Linked DNA regions of Homo sapiens: region 1 is linked to region 2. The links are chromatin loops, found by intact Hi-C in ENCODE. Cell type or tissue: HepG2. All regions are shown on one strand. Each heading gives the region's core, and the rest is flanking DNA. Links, peaks and the distances in the headings are about the cores only. Region 1 overlaps TTC6 (tetratricopeptide repeat domain 6). Region 2 has its middle 37 kb from the start of LINC00517.

Region 1 (8,345 bases), core at 147-8,146, 73 kb after region 2:
AGCATAAAAATTTTAAAGAAGTATTTCTTAAAAGTTATAATTAATTATACTTACCTTTGTCCATTTCTGCTATTTGATAAATAGTAAACTTTGCAAGATCATAATATTTCATCATAAGAAGATATTGTCCTCTGGAAGAAATAATCGATTTTGATTCTAAGCAGCTAAAAATTAACTTTCTAAAATAAAGTTTCTTCTAATCAGTTACTTACAATTTTACAATATATTCATTCTTATTTACTTATGTATGCATAAAAAAGTGAAAATTATAGACATTTTATATAAACTAAATATATCAATTAGCATAGTGATGTGATGAGAAAACTTAGGAAATGTAACACTGAAAGAAAAATACACAAATCTCTTTTTGCAATTATCTGCATTTAAAATGTTATACTTTTTGCTGAGAAATTATTAAAAGATAAAGTTCAAGGCATATAAAAGGAAGGAGGTATCTACATAAATTGCTAAAATGTGGTTCAAGGACAAAGCAAGCCCTTATCAGTAAAGCATTGTCACATTCCATTTCCCAGGTCTATAAATCCTTAAAAGTTTATATTTTTGATAGTGATAACTCATAACTTGCAAAGGATATCTTTATAGAAAGTTCTACTGCATTTGAAATACTGCATGGAAGTAGGCAGTACCTGTAGAAATGGTATACAATTCAGTATGTCACTTCTTTTCACTGAATTAGCAGAGGTTTGTGTTTAGTACACATGCTTATGTTTGATTGTGGACATAATCAAAACAACTGTTCAAAATACGTTACCTTACTCTTATGAGATATGTGATAACCATATGACTAGTCGCTTAAAAAGGTCTCAAAGAACATAAACACTAAACAGGTATATTTTGATGCAAGGGTAGAGCAAAGGGAAAAATCTGGTTATCTTATGTAATAAACTATCTCAAAGTTTAACAAACTGGCTTGCTGGTGGGGAAATGGCAATTGCTGGGAGATTAAATGTAAAATGGGGAGCCTGAAAGGTTCAAGAGGGAACTGAAGATCCCCATTCAATTTCTCTGATGCTAAGTTATCCCAAGAAGAATTCAGTTTCTATGCTCATACCTTCTTATGTATAATTGGATTCCATCTGGCTGAAGGTGGATAGCACGAGACAATTCATTTACTGCCTTTTTCAATTTATGCAACTGTTGAGTGAGAAACAGAAATTTAGCTCCTAATAACATCGATTGCTTCCTTTCTGATATTTATCCTCTCCCACCCTTTCTACAGAAATTTTGCAGGGACATCTCCTAACATACATGTTTTTCTTAAGAATCTACAAAGCAAATGGGATACAGAGAAGTAAAAAGAAAAATTTATGATATATTCTTAGTTTTTAAAAATCATCTATCTTTAATTTTAAATAATAATTATACATATCTACATATACTATTTCACATAAATGTGATTATATAATACATTCTGGATTGTGTACGTGTTTGTGTTCTCTTTTATCATTTAGTTTCCAGTTTTTCTCCCTCAACCCTAACAACTTTTTCAGCAAACCTGATCCATCTTAATCAAGCAGCATGCAGGCTGGTCTCAGGCCTCTAATTCGAGCGCTTTGGGAGGCTGAGATAGGAGAATCGCTTGATGAGGCCAGGAGGTCAAGACCAGCCTGGTCAACATAGTGAGACTCCATCTAGACAAAAACAATAATAGGAATAAAGACTAAGAAATAAAGTAGCATGCAAAGGAGGGTAATATAAAAACTAAAACTCTATTCCACTTAAAAATAAGGGAGGAAAAACAGGCCTGCACAAAAATTAAGTAAATGAATGAATGAATATAACAAAATAAAAAAATGATGAAAAAGTAATCTGCTTACCATCAATATGTAACGAAAAGTAAACATTAATTATTCCCTTAATACTGGTCGCAGAAACTGAATTTGTACAACTTTGGGACAAAATCAACTATCATTGAAAATATTACCAAAAGAGCACTCTACAGACCAGAGCAAAATTAACCTGGGACAACCAACCAATCCTTTTATTGTTACGGCACAATGATGCAAAGAAGCAAATGTACAAAACTAATTTGTGCATGGAAGCAGGCAGTACCTGTAGAGATGGTATAAATGTTTGGAGGAAATGGTGGATGGACTCAAAAGAGGAAACAAAAAAGGAGGAAGTTTGAGATTAGTTTAAACAAATTGGAAAATTTCTGTGGAACTTCATGCCTGCTGCTTCCTAAGCTAACCCTATTCAGGATGGTGTAATTAATAAATCATATAGTCATATGTCCACATTGCTATACCTGTTCTACCAACCATACATGTCTATGCATTGAGGAAATCCTGACTTAAGACAAATGGAGGCTCATTCGCAGATCTCACAAGCTTCCCTGACATTAGACCACTACCAGGTAGCCTTAGATTAGATTTACCCTGGAGGCTGAACCCACATAATGGGAGTATATATTCTTGTACATACATACACAAGGGTTTATTTACAATTGTTTTATTTACATGGAATCGTATTGTACACACTTCACACTCTTTTGTGAGCCCTACTTTTCTTACTTAAAAATATCTCATGGAAAACCTTCCAAGTCAGCTAGCATAGTTCTATTCACTCTTGTCTCCATCTCTGTTACATTCTATGATGTGAATGCACCACAAATTATTCAATCATTACTGCACAGAGATTTTCGTCTCTCAGAACAGCCTTTGACTATATCCTTACACCTTGCTATCATGCTAGTGTTTCCATTTCTCTATGTGCTCAGAGGAAACTCCAACTTCCGCAGATGGTCTTACCTTCATCAACAGGGTTAAGCAAAAGAACCACACACTATGAGTATTGTCCATCCTTTCCCTGACAGAGTCAAGAACTAACATGACCTAGTGGCAACATTGAACCTGCCCTAGGTCCCTACCTCCATTGTCAGCAGAGTAAGGACTCTGAATGGGACTCTAGTCACACTGGGTCCTGAGATGTAGATAATGGAGGCAGAGCCTCCAGGCAGTCCTCTGTGGACATACAGTGTGAGCAAGGAATAAACCTTTGTTTTAATACAGTAATTTTGAAGGTTTGGTTTTTGGGTTTTTTGTTTTTTTGTTTTTTTACCTCAGTATAGCCTAGCTTATCCTGGCTGAAACCAGCATAGACAGGAGACAAAGGTAGAAAGGCAATTAGAAGCTAGCTCCTGTGGGGTCTTGCAGACCTTTGGCTTTTGTAGAATTTAGCTTTTATTCTAAACACAAGCGAAGCTATTGAAGGGCTTGAGCAAAGAAGTGAAATAATCTGACATGTTTTGGCAAGATCACTGTGGCTGCTATTTGAAAATCCATCCTGGTGAGAAACCAGTATTTGGACAGGGCAGTTAGAGGTGAAGTGGTATAAATGGGTGTCTACTTTGAAGGGTAGAGACAAGAGTTAACAGCGTTATCTCTGAAAATCAGATCTGGCTGGAATTGGAGAGGATTTTTCCTATTTATTGTGCTGTTTTAATTTGTCACGGCAGGGGCATATAACATTTATTTTTAATGTGAACAACTTATAAAACTTAAACAAAATTAAAAGTAAGTATGAATGGTCAGTATCCCATTCTATGGTTGGATCCCATTGTATGAACCTACTTACTCACCTGTACACACACACACACACACACACACACACACACACACACACACAACATTGGACCATAGACTCAAATTGTTAATAGCAGCTATCCCTAGAGAATAAAATTATAGATAATAGTTTTTAGTTTATTCCTATCGCATGCATATATTACCTGCAATAAGTATATAATGCTTTTGTAATTAAGAAAAAAAAAGGTATTATTTTCAAAAGTGAAAGACATAAAAATGCACACCTTGAAAGTAGAGGCTTTATAAATGAGTAATTAGAGTTAACTACCAGCTTAACACATTGTTTATAAATGCATTAGCCCCTACAATTAGCTAAAATATGTATATATATTAAAATTATGTTGAACAAATATCCAGAAAATTAAAGTTTTTTTAAAAAAATCAAGGTTCTCGAGCCTTAAATACCTTAAAATAGGTTTCCGCCCGACAAAGATAGCTTTGAATACATAAAGGATCAATTCTAATAGCCTCAGAAAATTGCCAAATAGCTTCCGTGTAGTTATCCAGGTGTAGCAGATGTATGAGGCCAATATTTACATAAGCCAAAGTAATAGTTCTAAAAAAAAATGAGAAAGTGAAATCTTGTTAAACATTTTTAATTATTCCAAATGTTCTCCAATTAGGAATAAACTGAATGAAACAGATGCATCAGTATTCATCAGAGTATTTTTTAATGTTTTACAAAGGAAAGTAAATTAGTTAGCTGCTCTCTATGAAAAACTATAAACACCTTTATGAAACCCTTAGTAAGGAATTAATGTTTTTAAGGTCTGCGCTAGGAACAGAATTCCTGAAGTCTCCTAGACTTTTAGCAAAACTTTACTCTTCTTTGATTTACCTTTCCGTTATCTTGAGTCACAAGCTTAGTTTTTCTCAACTAAAGAGTCTTTACCTCAGGCTATGTTCTATTGGCCACGAGTGACAGTGAGAAACAGTCATATTCAAGGGTTTGGTGGCTTGGGGTTAAAATCCTCTCCACGTACATATTAACACAGCTTTTCTGTATCAAATAAATGTTATTTATCTCTCTTAAAATCAACTGATTTTCAGTAGAGAAATAACCTTAGAAATTATCATGTTTGATGCCTCTATTTCAAAATGAAAACCACCCATCCAATAATCCAACCTCACAGAATCCCTGACCCCTTGCCTAGACACCAAAGTTCCTACTTCCTGTTTTCTGTCTCTTTGAAACTGACACTCTTTTCTTTTTCTTTCTGGCTCAAAAATGTCCAAAAGAAAACCACTGTGGTCATTATGGGAGCCATGCTCCATGAATTTCCTGTGTCAAGTTCAAAGTTTACCTTGGATAGATTAAGTAAACAGTCTGCTGGTTGGCAAGGAATTGGCATGATTAGTTACTCTTTCTGACACCTTCCCTTTTCATAAATCCTTCTTTGGAAAAAAAGGGGAATTTTTAATTAAATTCTGTGATTTACAGTTTGACTTTCTGACTAGTGCATTTAACTTTCAGTCTATATTTCTCCCTGAACATATGGTCTACATGGTATTAGTGTTTTTATTTTGCTTTACTAAACAAAATGAAGCCAGAAGTTCTAAATAGAAGGCTGCCTTCCATTGAGTTGTATCCTGTCCATAGCAATCATACACCAAGCAGAATGTTTTTTCATTATTTTAAAACTTAATGACAGTTTTCCATGAAGTTAATTTCAAAAAGCTCTAGCCTGGGCATCTCCAAAATCCTCAATAGTATTGATTCCTTATCCATAGATTTAACTCCTGTCAAACCCATTTAACTTCTAAAATTTGCAAAAACACCCAAGGCAAACAGATGTTGAGAACAGGTTTTATTTTTGAAGTAATCTTGTTTTTAGAAGTAGTATTCTAATTCTAGGATGACTTTATAAGTGTCTCATTTTTTCTAGGTTATCAATGATGAGGGGAAAGAAACTTTTTCTCCCATTTCAGGTTTTCGATTTTTTACAAAACTGAAATCAATAAATATGAAAAGGAAAACATACCTTTCTAGAGAAATGACAGTTTCAAAGTCACAAATTGCCAGCAGCCAAAGTTTTAGATGTGCATAGACTATTCCCCGATGTAGAAAACAACCAAGATTCTCATAGCCATCATTTATGAGTGCTTAAAAAGTTTAAAAAAATGTATTTCATTCAGGTTCTAAAATAACCATAGGTAAATTATACTTTAGTCTGTAAACTTCCTATTGCTTATTCTCATTTTTTAACATTATATAAAATAGAAACATATCTATGATGAGTGTACTTGTTTGGTAAGTTAAATAATAGTATTGTACATTAAAATGTATTTATTAGTAACAATGTGGCAATTGTGGTTCACAAACTCATTAGAGCTGAATTAAATCCTGATTGGAATCTAGCATAGTCCACTCACCGTATAGGTGAGGAGATTAAAGTCCAAAGGGGGTAAGTACATTGACCATGGTCATGATATACCAGTCAATGGCAAAGACTGGCCTAGAATCCAACTCCAGTCAGAAGGGTGCCATGACCCTTGATGGCCTGATTTTATCAGGAAGCCATCGTTACTGGCCAAGGAACAGGCTTGAGTACTAGTCCTGAAGGCAGAAAGCAGAGGTCAGGCTCACACACAAACCGGGATGGACAAGCAAAGAGGCTACACCAAGGCAAACAGAGCTTGGAGGTAAGGCGGACGGCTTGACTATGCACATCCCAAATGACAGCTATCCGAGATGCGAGATGCACATCCCTAATAATGGAAGGGAGAAAAAGAACCTCCTCTCAGTAATCCAGGTGTGTGACTCTCATCAGTAACCTGTCTAGAGGTCATCTCATGTCTCTCGCCTACTGATTGCCCCTTCACTTTCAAAACATGTTAGTGAATTAGATGGGGTTTCCACAAGTTTTGACAGATATCTTTAAAGCTTCTCATGACATTCTGCCTTAAGGTGCAAAGTTTTGTCAAAATATGCATAATGTTTGCAGTCTAGGACAAAAATATTCACGGTACTGGATTTAGGGAACTATAGCCAGTGTCAGCAATGATCATACACATTAAGGAAGTACAGTCATGCACCACTTAACAGTAGGGATATGTTCTGAGAAATGCATTATTAGGGGATTTCTTTATTGTGCAAAGATCATAGAGTGTACTTTCACAAACCTAGATGGTATATATTTTTATATATATACATATATACAGAATATAGAATATATTATAGAATATACATAGAGTATATACAATATATATATATATATATATAAGAGGAAACCAAATGTCCCAACACCATTAATGAATATCAATCGTTTCCCCTACTTGATCCACAATGCGAATGTCAAGTGCCATATATCAGGTTTAACCATAGTATATACAGTCCGTTTTTGACCGAAACATCATTATGTGGCGCATGACTGTTATCACTTGAAGAAAATCTAACTGCTCAGTTCACAGTATGATTGGCTAGCAATTAAAAAATCAGCTGCAGTTTGGGTGGCTGCTCTTAACAAACAATAAAAAAACTCTTCTTAAGGAAAAAGGAAAAAAAATATTATTTAACCTCTCTGTGCTATGGCTTTCTCATCAGTAAAATGTGAATGAAAATAGTACCGAGCTCCTAGCATTACTCTGAATATTGAGACACTTCTTATTTGGCACTTTAAACAGCACTTTGCAAGTAGCAAAATGCCCAATAAATGTTAGATATCATTATTATTATTATTAGCTTAGCAAAATATCTTGAGAGTCCTTTTTTGTTGCAGGTGATAAAACTCCTTGGGCTGTCTGGTAGGAAAGGATGGAGGCTGAAATCAAGTTTGTCTGCTCTGGATAATTAAATAATAGGAATTTTGTTCAATTATTGTGATAGCCTAGAAGTGGGGAGAGGAGGGCATGAGAAGCCCAAAACTTGTATAAGAGGGAAATATGAGAAAGAGGCCTTTAGAGGAAGATCAGAGAGAAAGGGATGTGGCCAGTGGCAGATGGATAGGGCTGATAGAGCCAGATAAACTTCTAGAAATGGGGGTGGTTTGATCTTCAAATTTAAGTTATCTGTGCTAAATTTATCCTCTGAACCCTAAAGCATTCAGTAACAGATTAGTAGACATAACAGGTTTGTGTTGATGTTACACTGGGGAATGAAGGACAGACCTGGGAAAAAGCAAAGCCGAGAGAACAGTAGCCACAGAAGTGAGGGTGGGCAAAGATGGGAAATCCAGCCAAAAGCTGAAATTGGACTCAAAGATGACGAAAGAATTAGACAGAAATCCTCAGTCCCCTTTCCCAAGAATCACTGGAAATAGAGGGGAGGACACTAGACTCCTGTCAACACACAGAATGAAATTTGAGTTATTTTATTTTAATATTAATTAGAAGGGTGACCTCAGAAGGCAAATGGACTTAAGACAATCAAGTAACTATCACCTTAGCTCTTCTTCCCTGTGGAAATCTAGTTGTCTCTTCATCTCTAGACACTGTCTAATCTAGGATGATGGGATTCCAGAACTTTGCACCCAGGTGAACACAGGCATATCTGGAGTGTTAGACTCAGGCTGGATTTCATCAGTCAGGATGGACTCATTCATTCTGTTGGAGGCTGTTTACTGAGCACTGACTCTATGCTCACAATTGTGCTGGGCACATGCATAAACCAGGAGTGTGCTGATTGAGAGTAACACAGAAATGGCCATTTTTAGCTGTTGGTGTCCTTAGCTACTAAGGATTCTCAAAACCTATTTTTAGTTTAGGGGTTAAAAACTCTGAATTTGACAAATCCCTTGGGCT
Region 2 (8,345 bases), core at 88-8,087:
ATCTGCCACCACCTTAATTCAAGCTTATCACTTTGCTCCTTGCTGCCTCCAAAGCCCATTAATTAGAATCAGTGCTCATTCATCCTAAAAGCTGCTACCAAAATAATAATCCTTAGACTCTGCCTTGAACACATAGACTGTTTGTAGTACTTTCCAACTTTCAATTGGCCATACGAGTTAGTTGTCATTTACTGGAGAGAGTAGTAGCCTCCAACTCTGTCAACCCACATTCAAACCTTAGCTCTGTGCTTGCATAACTTTAGGATACAATCACTGGCTTTAAGCCTAAATTTCATCATCTTTAAAATGTAATATTAATATCTGCCTCATAAGGCTATGTAAGAAAAAGATAATATGACATGTTTTTCAAATTTGAAAATACAAATGTAAGAGGTAATGTTGTAAGAAGTCCTCCATAATCTGGCCACCACCAACTTTTTCCATTTTTTCTCCAATTATTCCCATTCCCAGCCCTCCTCCCTAGCCTCATCAGTCTGTTTCTTGCCCTTTAAAGGAGTCTGTCACTTCTAGCTATTGCTAGTCATTGGAACAGATTAACCAAACTGTCAGTGGCTTAATACAAAAGTTTATTTATTGCTTACTTAAAACCCAAAACAGGTGTTCCTACTTGGCAGGTGGCTCTCCTACAATGGGTGGTTCAGGGATTCAGGATTCTTCCATCTTTCAGCTCTGCCATCCTTAACATATGACTTCTAGGGTCACTTCAAAAGGAGAGAGAACATGGAGAATCACACGTGGACGGTTGTTATAGGCACATATCAGAGCTCAGAGTCATATAACATCTAATGTAGTCCAGTGGGATATCCAGCAAGATGAGGACGGGTTTGGTGAACGGTTGGCTCCCTATGCAACCAGCCCAAACACACAACCACAATGTATTTTCCGGGATGTATTCCCAGATACACCCTTCAAATGCCAGCTAAGGCCTCCTTCCATTCATGAAGTCCTTCTGGAACAATCTAACTCATAATCTTATACTATAAACTCAAACTCCTAGCACATATTATACTATGCTCTGACTCATTGATCTCCTTTTTGTTAAATCACATACATTTCTAGATCTCTTTCTTCTCAGACTCTGAGATATTTAAATTTGATAGCATGCTTCTTGATGAAACACTTCCCTACATTAACACCCCTGAGTTTAGACTTTCTTCATTCTTCCCCTACGAGACCTATTTTTGGTTCAGTTTTTTCTTCCATTGAATAACTTTAAGAGTCTCCACTCCTCTAAAACTGGTCTTCCATTTGCTCTAACTGTAACCTCTACCCTGATGTCTTCCAAATCTGAATCCTGTCTCACAATCACTCATCCCTACTCCACAGCCACTATTCCAGCTATCTGCAGGATTTCTGTGGTAGCTCATCTCCACAGATCCAAGGATACCTACCGCTCCCTCCCCAGTGAACTACCCCTCTTTGAATCCATGCCCTGGGTATCCCTTACCCCTTCAATCTGGGGCCATCTGTTAATGTGTTAAGTGATAGAAGTGAGATGCTGTGGTTTCCAAAGCTGAAGGTCATAATAATCCATGATGCTTCCACCTAGGTCTCTCTGAATGCGCCCATTCTTGGAACACTCATTGTGTTGTGAGAAGCCCAAGATTCATGCGGGCATCTTGGTTGACAGCCCCACCCATGCTCCCAGCCAGCAGCAAGCAGCACATGCAAGCCATGTCAGTGAACCCAGCAGAGACTTCCAATGACTCTAGCCCCAGCCACCACTTGCCTGCAAGTGTGTGAGAAATCCTGAGGACAGCCCAGCTGAGTGAGTCCCCATCAACCCCTAGAACCATGAGAGATAATGCAAAATGTTTGTTATAAGCCACTAAGTTTTGGGATGGTTAGTTACACAGTAATAACATAACTTGGGTATCTAACCGTTCAGCTTGCCTACAAAATAGGTGTTCTCAGTAGATGCGTTTCTTAGTCAAATAGAAAAGAATTCAACCTTTTCAGGTAAAAGTCTTGACACCATTATTTCCCTTTCCTTCTTCTCTATTCTAACTTACCCACTAGACTGTAAGCCCCATCAGTCTAGAGACTGTGCCTGGTCCCATATCCCCAGCACATTTGCTAGTACATAATACTGACTCAATAAAGATTTTGTAAATAAATTACTGAATGAATTATTTTGGAAATTATTACTGAACCATAAAATTCACTTCTTAATAAAATTTCATGGATTCTCAGTAACAGTTTTTGTTGCCAACTCAACCATATTAGAATAGTTGTTATTGAGTGCATAGGTGCTAGATGTTATATTTATCATCATTTTAACTCTCATAATAACACTACGAGATATACATCATTATTCACTTTTTATAAGAGGAATAAACCAAGGTTGAAGAAAAGTCAAATTCCTGGCCCTATATCACAAAGTTTGAGAGTTTAAGAGTCAAGATTCTTAACCCAGGTCTCTAAATGCCCCGACTTATTTCACTCAGCAAACACTGCTTCCTTATTAATTTTTGTATTTTTTTGTTATCTTCATAGGGCTAGGAACAGGCACACAAAATTATTTTTGGGGGAAATTTTTTTCCCCAAAATTATTGTTTGGGGAAAAAAATGAACTCTCAGGCCACAGATCATGACAATATTTTCTCTCCTCTGCCATCTTCACTCTTTGCCAAAATAGGAAACAAATCAGAAAATATGGAGAGGATGGGGCGTTGTTTTATCTCTCTGCTCTGGGCAGTCACCTAACACAGAACACAGATCCTCAACCCTAGCTTTACAATAGAATCACGTGGGAGCATTAAACATTATTTCCTGCCTGTGAGCCATCCCAGACCAATAGAATTGGAAGTTCTGGTGGCAGGCAAAGGCATTCCTGCCTCTTTACTGCTCTCTGATTCTAAAATGTGGCAAGCCGTGACCCACTGCTGTAGGAATTCTTGCAGTGAGCAGGTAAGGCCCATTATCTATCAGAAAAATGATCCAAGGGTTTGGATGTAACCAACAATTTTCACTTTATGCAGTAGAGTCAGCTCTTGCTTGCATGAAAATGCATACTACAAACTTCTAGTTAAGAGTAGTAGGAAGACTGTGGTCAGGCCTCAAATCTCAACCTCAAAGCCACGAAGCATTGACTGAGAAATAAGCCAACCTCAGTCCAGAGGCCTTGCAAAGTTCTAAAGCCTCTTCAACTGTTAAATCAAGTTTATGTAACCAATTTTCTCCCTATAGATGACACCCAGAATACTACTCACTCTTGTCTGTTCTTTATTGCTTTGGGGAACAAATGAAATCCTATGAGATAAAAATAAGAGTATACTTTGGAAATGGAAGAAAATAAAGGAATTGGATTCAACAGTAATTGTCCACAGAAGTTTGTAGTAATTTTTAAAACTACCAAAATTCTTAAAACCCACCTGCAATTGTGCAATAACTTCCAATTCCCTCTCCTGTTTTCCACCTAAGAACTCAGATACTCAGGTCTCATGAGATGATTTGGAAATCCTTACTCTGAAATCCCTGGAGAAGCCCCAAATTGTAGAGAAATGCTGTTCTCCCTACATTCCAAGTAGCACACTGGGAAGCCTTCCTTCTGTGTGGGCAGGCGAGCTGGCTCAGCCCATCCTTCTGAACGGACTTCTCGTTCTGCTGTTGACAGCATGGAACCGTGTAAACTAAAGGCTTCTTCACATTTATTCATGCAGCTCAGCTCCTGCCCTGTTGACGATCCTAAGCAGATGTGCAAGTGCCCAAAGACAATTAAACTATGATTCATCCTTCAGGACGCCTGCTAAGGCAGGCTGCCTGGCTGTGAGTGAAAACATATTTTAGCAGTAGCTGATTTTTTCCTTTGGTTGAGGACCAAGTCAGACTAGGCATGGCTTTGAAGTTATTTCTGTCTCGGTGGATTAGAGGTATCAAAAGAAGCAGCTCCACAAACCTTTTAACAAATATTTACAATTCTGCACTAAACAACCTCCACTGTACCTTAACCTTTACCGTCTTGTGAAATGCTTGCCAACCTCCCTGCCAAACTCATGCACTTGGCAGAGGAGGAGAGAGGGCAGCAGCTCAAAGGAAATGAAGTACAAAACAGTGAAGCATCCAGTCTTTTTGCAGTGGAGGAGAAACAAGGCCTTGTTGTGCTGGCCTGGCTGCAGACGTGGATACCCTTCCCCTGTCCCCCGTCCTACCCTGTCCCTGCAGGCAGGCACTCCTCCGCCCCCAGAGAGATATTTCACTTGCTCAATCCAGATACTGGAGGGACAACCATATTCACCTCAATCAGTCTTGGGGCTGCCCTAAAGCCAAAGTTTCCAGAGGTGACAAAGGTGGCTCCTATTCAGTGCAGGAAGGACAAAAAACAATAGGCTCAAACTGCAAAAGAGAGTGATTATGAGGATGCCATGTTTGCACCCGTTAGAAGACCACAATACTTTGCATAGTTTATAGTAAGCCTCTCACATTGGATGTATTTTAATGAAAACGCTTGTCACAGAATATTTTGGTTGCTTCTAAAATGCTGTACAGATTACTTAAATGGATGACATCGACATCTTTTTTATTTTTAGGACTCCTCATTGTGAACACAAAGATCTCATAACAAAAATCCATAGAGAATAAAAGGATCAATGAAAGCAGCCAAAAGGCAGGATCCCATAGTTGATGAGGTGAAAAGCGGCAATCCGGCGCCTCTTTCCCCTCTTCCCTGACTTCCTAGGAACAAGTACCAAGTACTGCTTACCTGTGGAGTCAGCCCCATGATGAGATCAGTAGAGGAGACCCATAGGAGGGGTGAGCATTAGTGAGGTCCCCCAAGTGGCTTTAATCAGCAACACAGAAGTCACCAAAGGAAGGCAGAGCTTGAGAGGAACAGATGGCAGCTGCTGACATAACGGCAGCCAGGGTTTGTTCATGAAGCCCACTGACATGGTACCCAGCGACCCCCCTGAGCTTACTGTGAGACTCTAAAGCCTCACAGCCACGATGAAGGCAAGAACCAAAAGTAAATGCCTATATTGTAAACAGGACCACCAGCCTTTACCTCTGTCTTGTATAGCCCAGGGAACAAGCATTAGTAGATGAACTCAAAGATTTGGTGGCTAGGGTTGTAGTCAGGCATTTCATTCATTCACTCACTCAACAAATATTTATACTCCAAAGCACTGGGTTAAATGCTTTGCAAAACAAAAATAAACACAGGTCCTTCCACTAAAAAGCTTACCGTAATCACTAACAATAAGTATTAATAGACGGATCTATAATACAGGTTAAAAAAAGTTTCATCATATAGTTAAAGATCAAACCTGCATTTGGTTCTTGGTGAGGAAGAGAGATGATCTCCAAATTGTGGAATTAAAAAGATTTTGGGTAGGAGCTCAGGATTCCATCAAAAAGTGGGCGAAGGACATGAACAGACACTTCTCAAAAGAAGACATTTATGCAGCCAAAAAACACATGAAAAAATGCTCATCATCACTGGCCATCAGAGAAATGCAAATCAAAACCACAATGAGATACCATCTCACACCAGTTAGAATGGCAATCATTAAAAAGTCAGGAAACAACAGGTGCTGGAGAGGATGTGGAGAAATAGGAACACTTTTACACTGTTGGTGGGACTGTAAACTAGTTCAACCATTGTGGAAGTCAGTGTGGCGATTCCTCAGGGATCTAGAACTGGAAATACCATTTGACCCAGTCATCCCATTACTGGGTATATACCCAAAGGACTATAAATCATGCTGCTATAAAGACACATGCACATGTATGTTTATTGCGGCATTATTCACAATAGCAAAGACTTGGAACCAACCCAAATGTCCAACAATGATAGACTGGATTAAGAAAATGTGGCACATATACACCATGGAATACTATGCAGCCATAAAAAATGATGAGTTCATGTCCTTTGTAGGGACATGGATGAAATTGGAAATCATTATTGTCAGTAAACTATTGCAAGAACAAAAAACCAAACACCGCATATTCTCACTCATAGGTGGGAATTGAACAATGAGATCACATGGACACAGGAAGGGGAATATCACACTCTGGGGACTGTTGTGGGGTGGGGGGAGGGGGGAGGGATAGCAGTGGGAGATATACCTAATGCTAGATGACGAGTCAGTGGGTGCAGCGCACCAGCATGGCACATGTATACATATGTAACTAACCTGCACAATATGCACATGTACCCTAGAACTTAAAGTATAATAAAAAAAAAAAAAGTAGTACACGCAAAGATGGTGCAGAAGGCATTCTCAAGGAGAAACAGTGTGAGTGATGATATTGAGGAGGAAAAAAACATTGGACCTACATTTTAAAGAAAGTAGATGGTTCCATGTGCCTGGGCAATGATGTATAGGAAATAGTGGAAAATGTGGTCAGAAAGTGGGATAGTCAGGAAACGGAGGGCCAAGGGTGCCAGATCAAGGAATCTGATTTTCAGATCATAAAGTAATGGAAATCATGAAAAATTCCTTAGCAGAAGGGTGACTTGATCAGATAATTACTTCAGGAAGGTTAATCCTTGCTTAATGGCCAAGAAAACTCTTGTCAGCAGGGCCGAGTTCACAATCAAACTTTATAGTAACTCTTATCAACAGTAATATTCAGTAGCATGAACAAGGAAGAAAATCCGGTTTTTAATCCCAAAGGTAATTCTTCCTACTGCCCAGAATACTCTCTCAGCCTACCAGCTGTGTTGTGTGCTCAGAGAGTAAAAGTTCACATAAATGACACCTACATCAATCATAATTAAGAAAGTCTGCCTGCTAGAGGGAGGGGCGGGGCAGAATAAAATGCTTCCCAACCACTCTTACCAAGGAGAATGACCTCCAGGGAGGCTTTCTGATGGCCCCACAATCTCTTCCCATCTCAGATGCACTGGGTAGGGGCCATCTTTCATAGCCTACAACTCCAGGTGTATATTCTTAATTTACTCAAATAACTTATAACATCATCAAAATATCTTTATCTTCTATAGGGCTATTTTCCTTGCTAATTATGTAAAACTAATAATAGTAGCACACAGACACTGTGAGTCTTATTTTGAGGCATTAAACATGAAATAAACTCAATATACTATATTTCACATGCTTCTTAAGAATATGAAATGGTAATGGTGGTCACTACTCCATGAAATCTAGCCAACATATATTAGTTGTACTGTAACGTAATAATCTCTATCTATAGAAAATGCTTCTATGGCTCTTACAGCAGTTCATGAATATTTGCTTTTAGCTTCAGAATTGCTTTACAGTTTAACAATAAAAAGAGGGACTTAAAAATTAAGTGTAAGGCTTTTGTCTTTTCAAAATTATAGAAAACATCTTTATTTTAGCAAATTATTTTTAAAATATATAAACAAAATTAAGAAAAATAAACATCTTAATTCCACCATTCAGAGATAATGTACTTTTTACTAGAGAAATAACATTTCATTTTATAAATATTCCATAATTCATTAACCTGTATGCTTTTGTACCTTTAGATGGCTTCCAATGTTTCAATTTTAAAAACAGAACTTGATAAGCATGACCATATCTAAATACTTGCTTAAATTTTTAGTTTTCTTAGGACAAATTTATAGAAGTATAATTCTTAGGTCAAACAGGAGGCATATTTTAAAGGTTTTTGATGAATACTGACAAAGCTTGTGAAAATCCTAAGACCAATTTAATATCCTTTCTGCAATGAATGGGAGGTGATTTTCTTGAACACTGGATATTATGATTATGTTTTATTATTTGCTAATTTGCTAGGTGAAAGTTATGGTTTAATTTGTCTTTAATTACTGATTTTAAAAATTTTATAATGCATATTATTCATGTGATTTCTTCCTTTTTCAGTTATAGCCTTCACCAGAAAATTCATATATTTGATATTTGGGCTTTTTCATTCTTGACAACTCTTTATACATATGCTGCAAATGTAAACTTTTTAATATCTGTTTTTACTATTTTTGTAGCATTTTGATACAAAAAAATAAATTTGTACATGGTCAAATCAATCCACCTTTATCTTTTTTAATTTCTGGATTTGGTGTCAAGTTTTTAAAATCTAGCGTGCTCAAGATTATATAAATATTCTCAAAGTTTTTTATACTGTTCTTATGAATTTGGCATGTAAATTTCTTTAATCCAGTTGAAATTTATTTTGTTATATGGTGATAAAGTAATGGTTTTTCCCTATGTGTTTTGCAAATAGCTATCCAGTTGTCCCAACACTACTTAGCAAAAATTCCATCCCTTTTTACTGTTTCCTACATTTAATTGCATGCCAAAATTTATAGATGATATGAATCAGACTGAAGATTTTCTATTTTTTCTGTTAATCAGAATTCCATTCCTCAGCATTAGCAG

What was found. A loop is a pair of places that touch in the nucleus more often than their neighbours do. Peaks named below come from ENCODE experiments on the same cell type or tissue, not always from the same donor. Only the 100,000 strongest peaks of a DNase experiment are listed, where the experiment ranks them.
Region 1: it touches region 2 in a loop (5-fold over the local background); 2 of 110 quality-filtered maps call a loop at or near these places.

What each region holds. Positions count from the first base shown.
Region 1 is chr14:37,788,080-37,796,424 of GRCh38, reverse strand. TTC6 (tetratricopeptide repeat domain 6) reads right to left here. Exons shown (of 33, transcript NM_001310135.5): 18 at 5,588-5,708; 19 at 4,011-4,161; 20 at 1,073-1,155; 21 at 55-131. Among named protein-coding and RNA genes, the nearest start is that of LINC00517, 110 kb to the left of the region's middle. In HepG2, for the core only: no CTCF peak of the experiment used is centred there; DNase peaks (open chromatin) are centred at 4,864 and 8,104.
Region 2 is chr14:37,860,823-37,869,167 of GRCh38, reverse strand. No RefSeq gene overlaps it. Among named protein-coding and RNA genes, the nearest start is that of LINC00517, 37 kb to the left of the region's middle. In HepG2, for the core only: a CTCF peak has its summit at 4,009; DNase peaks (open chromatin) are centred at 2,833, 3,947 and 4,763; H3K4me3 peaks cover 1,608 bases.